Linked DNA regions of Homo sapiens: region 2 is linked to region 1. Evidence: chromatin contacts called from ENCODE Hi-C or POLR2A ChIA-PET data. All regions are on one chromosome and are shown on one strand. The core of a region is the stretch at or near the end of the contact, and the rest is flanking DNA. Distances in the headings are between cores, read along the strand shown. Region 1 holds the start of HOTAIRM1 (HOXA transcript antisense RNA, myeloid-specific 1). Region 2 holds the start of TAX1BP1-AS1 (TAX1BP1 antisense RNA 1).

Region 1 (2,538 bases), core at 11-2,510:
TAAGCAACTACACAGCCAGTTGGAAAGGGGAGGAGGTGTCGTTGGGGTAAAGTGTCCCGTCCACCATCAGCCATTTGTCCACCGCCCCTCCCACCTGCCAGCCCCCACACCCACTCTAGACGTGCAGCAGAATGAGGAAGGTTATAAAAGGAAGCTCTCTCTCTCTTCTAACATTCCCCTCCAGAAAAAGAGGAACGCAACGAAGGGAGTTCAGCTACTATGTTGGAGCTGTGGACCGGCCCTGTGAGGCCCACGCGGGAGCGCGGAGGCTCCTGGGTCTCAGGGCGCCGGCAGATGGCCTGCAGCGCACCGCCCGGCCCCCGCGCTGGCCACGTCCGCCAGCGTCATCTCTCTCCCCCGCCTCCTACCCCTAAAAATCCGGCGGTCGAGTAGCTCCGCATCCCGGAGGGCTCCCGGTGCAAAACTGAGTGGGAAAGAGAAAGGGGCGGAGAGCGACGAGAGAGGGAAGGTGGGGAAGAAGAGCCCGGCCGCCCCCGGCCTTTTCCGGCGAGCTCTGAGTTTCCAGGGCTCATCCGCCCCTCCAAGTCGAATTACAGAAACTCCTCATTGCCATGCTAATGACGAGAGGGGCTGTGGGGAGAGGGTTTCGAAGACCCTCCTGGAAGAAGGGAAGTTTCTTTTCTTGCCCTCGTCTCCTTCACGCCCACCCGAGTTCCTCCCAGCCAGCCCTCTGCGCTCTTCCCCCTCCATTCCGAGCTTGAAGAGCCGGTGGCCCAGCCTCGCCCTCCACCACGGTTCTATGCGCTCCTCACAGCCCCACGGTCTCCCAGCCCAGCCTCAGAACAGAGGAGGTGGCCTGGGAACCCGGGGCGCGGTGTCAGCCGGATTCCCCGCCTTCCGGCTGGGCGCGCTGCGGGCTGGGCCGGCGTACTTGCGGCCACCCGGCGAGCTCTGGCCCACTGATTCCCGCCCCGAGAGAGCCGGGAGCCCTCTTCCCTTCTCACCTCTCGCCAGTTCATCTTTCATTGAACGGTGGGGAGGGGGCGGGAGCGGGGGACGCCTCCCAGCCCCCACCTCCCGGAGGCCTGGCGGGGCGGGCAGCGGAGTCGGGCGCGCGCAGAACGCAGCTTTTGCTCTTCTTCGCTCCAGCACTCCAAATCGGCCTTTGCAGTCGCCGCAGCAGCTGCCGCCGCCTAGGCTGCCTGGGGGGGCGACTGCGCGTCACCTAGACGGCGGAGCGCCGGGGATTTAAATGCCACTAAAACGGTGATCCATCACTGCGGAAGCCGGCAAACTTTTGCAGGAGGCTCAGCCATTGGCTGACACCGTCACGTGCCCCTCCTCCAGCGTCCTCCGCCCTCCCGCCCCCCCTCTTGCGCACTGTACATTCATATCATTTTTCTTCTCCGGCCCCATGGAGGAAGTGAGAAAGTTGGCACAGTCACGCCGGGCTTCGCAGGACCAGGTCACTCAGTGACAGATGGACAATGCAAGAATGAACTCCTTCCTGGAATACCCCATACTTAGCAGTGGCGACTCGGGGACCTGCTCAGCCCGAGCCTACCCCTCGGACCATAGGATTACAACTTTCCAGTCGTGCGCGGTCAGCGCCAACAGTTGCGGCGGCGACGACCGCTTCCTAGTGGGCAGGGGGGTGCAGATCGGTTCGCCCCACCACCACCACCACCACCACCATCGCCACCCCCAGCCGGCTACCTACCAGACTTCCGGGAACCTGGGGGTGTCCTACTCCCACTCAAGTTGTGGTCCAAGCTATGGCTCACAGAACTTCAGTGCGCCTTACAGCCCCTACGCGTTAAATCAGGAAGCAGACGTAAGTGGTGGGTACCCCCAGTGCGCTCCCGCTGTTTACTCTGGAAATCTCTCATCTCCCATGGTCCAGCATCACCACCACCACCAGGGTTATGCTGGGGGCGCGGTGGGCTCGCCTCAATACATTCACCACTCATATGGACAGGAGCACCAGAGCCTGGCCCTGGCTACGTATAATAACTCCTTGTCCCCTCTCCACGCCAGCCACCAAGAAGCCTGTCGCTCCCCCGCATCGGAGACATCTTCTCCAGCGCAGACTTTTGACTGGATGAAAGTCAAAAGAAACCCTCCCAAAACAGGTCAGTCCTGCTGGTTGGTGGATGCTCCTTGATTATTCTGGAAGGAGCTGGTATGCTTAATTTCCAAGGAAATTAATAATGATCTTTTTTTTAAAAGGCTTTTGTATCAGACTAGTGTTGTAGTGCATGGAGAGGGTGCCCAGAGGTGTTGGGGCAAAGAAGTCTCAGGGATTGGTGTGTTTTCAAGGATTTTATACATTTGGGAAATAGGAAGTATGTGGGGGTGGTTATTGTGACGGTAGTGTTCTGTTAATATCTTGAGGCTCCATTAATCACCGGTCTGACCATGCTAATGGTTTACATCAGGTTAACACTTTACACCTCATCACTCACCCTCCACAGCCCGATTTGTGCTGAGTTCTTGATCTTTTCTTTACCTGAGTGTTGCCATGAAGCGTGTGGGGAATCTCAAGTCGATTTAAAAATTTTTACATTTCCGTCTCAT
Region 2 (2,538 bases), core at 23-2,522, 640 kb before region 1:
TTTACCTTGTCTATGATGCAAAGACCTTTGTTCACGTGTTTGTCTGCTGACCCTCTCCCCACTATTGTCTTGTGACCCTGACATAGCCCCCTCTCGGAGAAACACCCACAAATGATCAATAAATACTAAGGGAACTCAGAGGCTGGCGGGATCCTCCATATGCTGAACGCTGGTTCCCCGGATCCCCTTATTTCTTTCTCTGTACTTTGTGTCTTTTTCTTTTCCAAGTCTCTCATTCCACCTAACGAGAAACACCCACAGGTGTGGAGGGGCAACCCACCCCTTCAGTGTGGTGGTGCGCGCCTGTAATCCCAGGTACTCAGGAGGCTGAGGCAGGAGAATCGCTTGAACCTGGGAGGCGGAGGTTGCAATGAGCCGCGATCGCGCCACTGCACTCCAGCCTGGGAGACAGAGCAAGACTCCATCTCAAGGAAAAAAAAAAAAAAAGAACGTGATGACTAGAAAACAAAAACTACAATGTTCTTTGAAGTTGAACAATCAGTTTGAAAAATAAATAAAACCTTATTAGAAGTCGGCATCATCAAACAATCCTTCAAGTTTACCCTTGAAAGGAACAGAACGAAAGAGAAAGGCTGTCCTAAGCTCCTTCCCTAAACCCGAAAAGCACTTTGAGGACGATCGACCCACTTTTAGTTTCTATTCAAATGATCTCTTTAAATCCTTTAGGAATTGAGCACCAAACTTGTAACTATTAATTGTTCGTGCACAGCTCGTAGAAATTTTAACATTAGCAGAATGCAGACAGCTGAAAAATCAAGATTTATTTTCCCATCTAAAGCCTAACATAATAGCAATTCATAACCACTGTGTGAAACCGGAAATCTAACACTGTGTATGTCTAAAGTCAAATGCCAGTGTTTTCTAACAAAACTTTTACCAATAAGGTGTGTACACACACCCACACAGACGCACGCTAAGCTCAATTTTTTACTAATAAGGTGTACGCGCGCGCGCGCACGCTAAACTCTAGCCACAGATTCCCTAAGCCAGGAGTGCAAGTCGGTCGGGACTAGTCCACACCTTGCGAACGGGGCGGGGTGGGGAATGGATTCCAGGTGAAGCAGGCCATCAGCCAGAACCGCCAACTCCGCCCGCGGCCCTCAAAAGTAGGCGGCGCAGGGAGTCTCCGCCCCCTTCGCCACCGGCGACTCAAACCAAAACAGCTGGGTTTCTCTCCGCAAAGGCAAACCCCAGCGTCCTTCTCGGACGCGACCTACGTGTTTTCTCAGCTTACTGCGCCGGTAAAACCCACACTGCCCTCAAAACAGTCACCCCAGAGTTTAGCCTTGGACACCAGAAGCTTTTCCTTCGGGGGTCGCCAGCGTCACTCGTCCCCAGCCAAAGGGCCCCCGTCCCACACGCCTCCCCCAAATCGCGAAGGCCTGTCCCACGGGCCTCCCACCGCGTGGGGCGGCCACCCGTTGCCATTCCAAAACTCCACAGCTGATCCGAGTCGCCCACACCCCCGTCACAATCGCAGTCTGGAAAGGAAGGTTTGTCTTCGGGAAGGAAAGCCTCGTCACCACAGAGACCTCTCCCGAGACCGGCCAGGCCCCTACAGTACAGGGGCTGAAGGGTGTAGCACGAGCCCTAAAAGAGATGCAGCTGGAGGCCGCCCCGCACAAGGCGCTGGGGTGGACCGGGGAGGCGCCTTACCCAGTGGAAAGACTCCCGGATCAAGGGAGAAAGTTACGCAGGCTTCCGATCCTGATCCGCCATCAGCCGCCGAACCTCTTCCGCCACTACCGCCTACCCCCAAAGACCGGCTACACCTCCCCTCCCAGCCGACAGTAGGCCTTGCGTCACTTCCGCCCACGGGGCGGTCTCTTCCGCCTCCTGCCTGGTTCGCCGCTCCCCTCCGCGACGACACGCCCCCAGCCCACTCCGCCGCGGGACGCCTCATCCCGCGGGTAGGCTGGCTCTCTCCTTACTTCGTCCTTGCTATTTTCGTTCAACTTAATCGCAGCAAAACAATGCGTCTGGATTTACATTCTGATTTTATGTTATTATTTTGACATACGAAAGGGGGAAACACACAGGAGGTTTAAGTAACTCACCAGCGATGTGGAAAGGGCAGCTCAGAGGTCCATGGACAGTACCGTATCCCTGTCTGCGTCTCAGTCGGCCTAAACTAGCCCACTCATTTTATAGATAAGGAAATAGCCAGAGAAGCAAGGGAGTGACCACACGGCTAGGGCTGCAAACCCCTGAGCACCAAGACTGTCTCTGAACTCCTGGCCCAGTCGTGTGCTTTTTTGGCTATGAAGTTTTGTTCACTGAAAGCTCCTAGGAGCTTTTCAGTTCTAATGCCCTCTGATTCTATTTGCTCTCGCTCCAGCAGAGGCCTCTTTTCTAGCCGCATTTCTGTGAGTTACCTGCTTTTGTTATCCGTATCATTTTCCGTGTGTGAATTTTCTCCCGCGTTCTGTTATTTCTAAAATCACTTTTGCTTGTTGTATATGTTGCCTTCCTATATTGGACATTCAGTTTGAATCGTAACTCCACAGAAGCAAATGT

Evidence for each region. Hi-C counts contacts between places; a loop is a spot of excess contacts on that map. ChIA-PET counts read pairs that join two places held with the same protein, here RNA polymerase II (POLR2A). Pooled maps may share reads with other maps.
Region 2: a map of CD8-positive, alpha-beta T cell shows a loop between it and region 1 (5-fold over the local background). The contact joins the promoter of TAX1BP1-AS1 here to the promoter of HOTAIRM1 in region 1. A Hi-C loop is called at or near these places in 3 of 168 maps with a recorded cell type or tissue (CD8-positive, alpha-beta T cell and chondrocyte), 2 of 37 single-sample maps with no recorded cell type and 7 of 50 pooled maps. POLR2A ChIA-PET finds 5 or more read pairs at or near these places in 1 of 52 experiments (MCF 10A).

The regions. Positions count from the first base shown.
Region 1 is chr7:27,094,816-27,097,353 of GRCh38, reverse strand. It overlaps HOTAIRM1 (HOXA transcript antisense RNA, myeloid-specific 1), which reads right to left and starts at 1,260. Exons shown (of 2, transcript NR_038367.1): 1 at 966-1,260. HOXA1 (homeobox A1) reads left to right here and starts at 1,354. Exons shown (of 2, transcript NM_005522.5): 1 at 1,354-2,093. The coding sequence starts at 1,442. RefSeq lists enhancers at 392-964, 1,090-1,384, 2,266-2,538 and a silencer at 868-1,037.
Region 2 is chr7:27,739,409-27,741,946 of GRCh38, reverse strand. It overlaps TAX1BP1-AS1 (TAX1BP1 antisense RNA 1), which reads left to right and starts at 1,272. Exons shown (of 2, transcript NR_187572.1): 1 at 1,272-1,931. It overlaps TAX1BP1 (Tax1 binding protein 1), which reads right to left and starts at 1,785. Exons shown (of 17, transcript NM_006024.7): 1 at 1,678-1,785. RefSeq lists enhancers at 124-987, 1,502-1,771, 988-1,850 and a silencer at 1,102-1,334.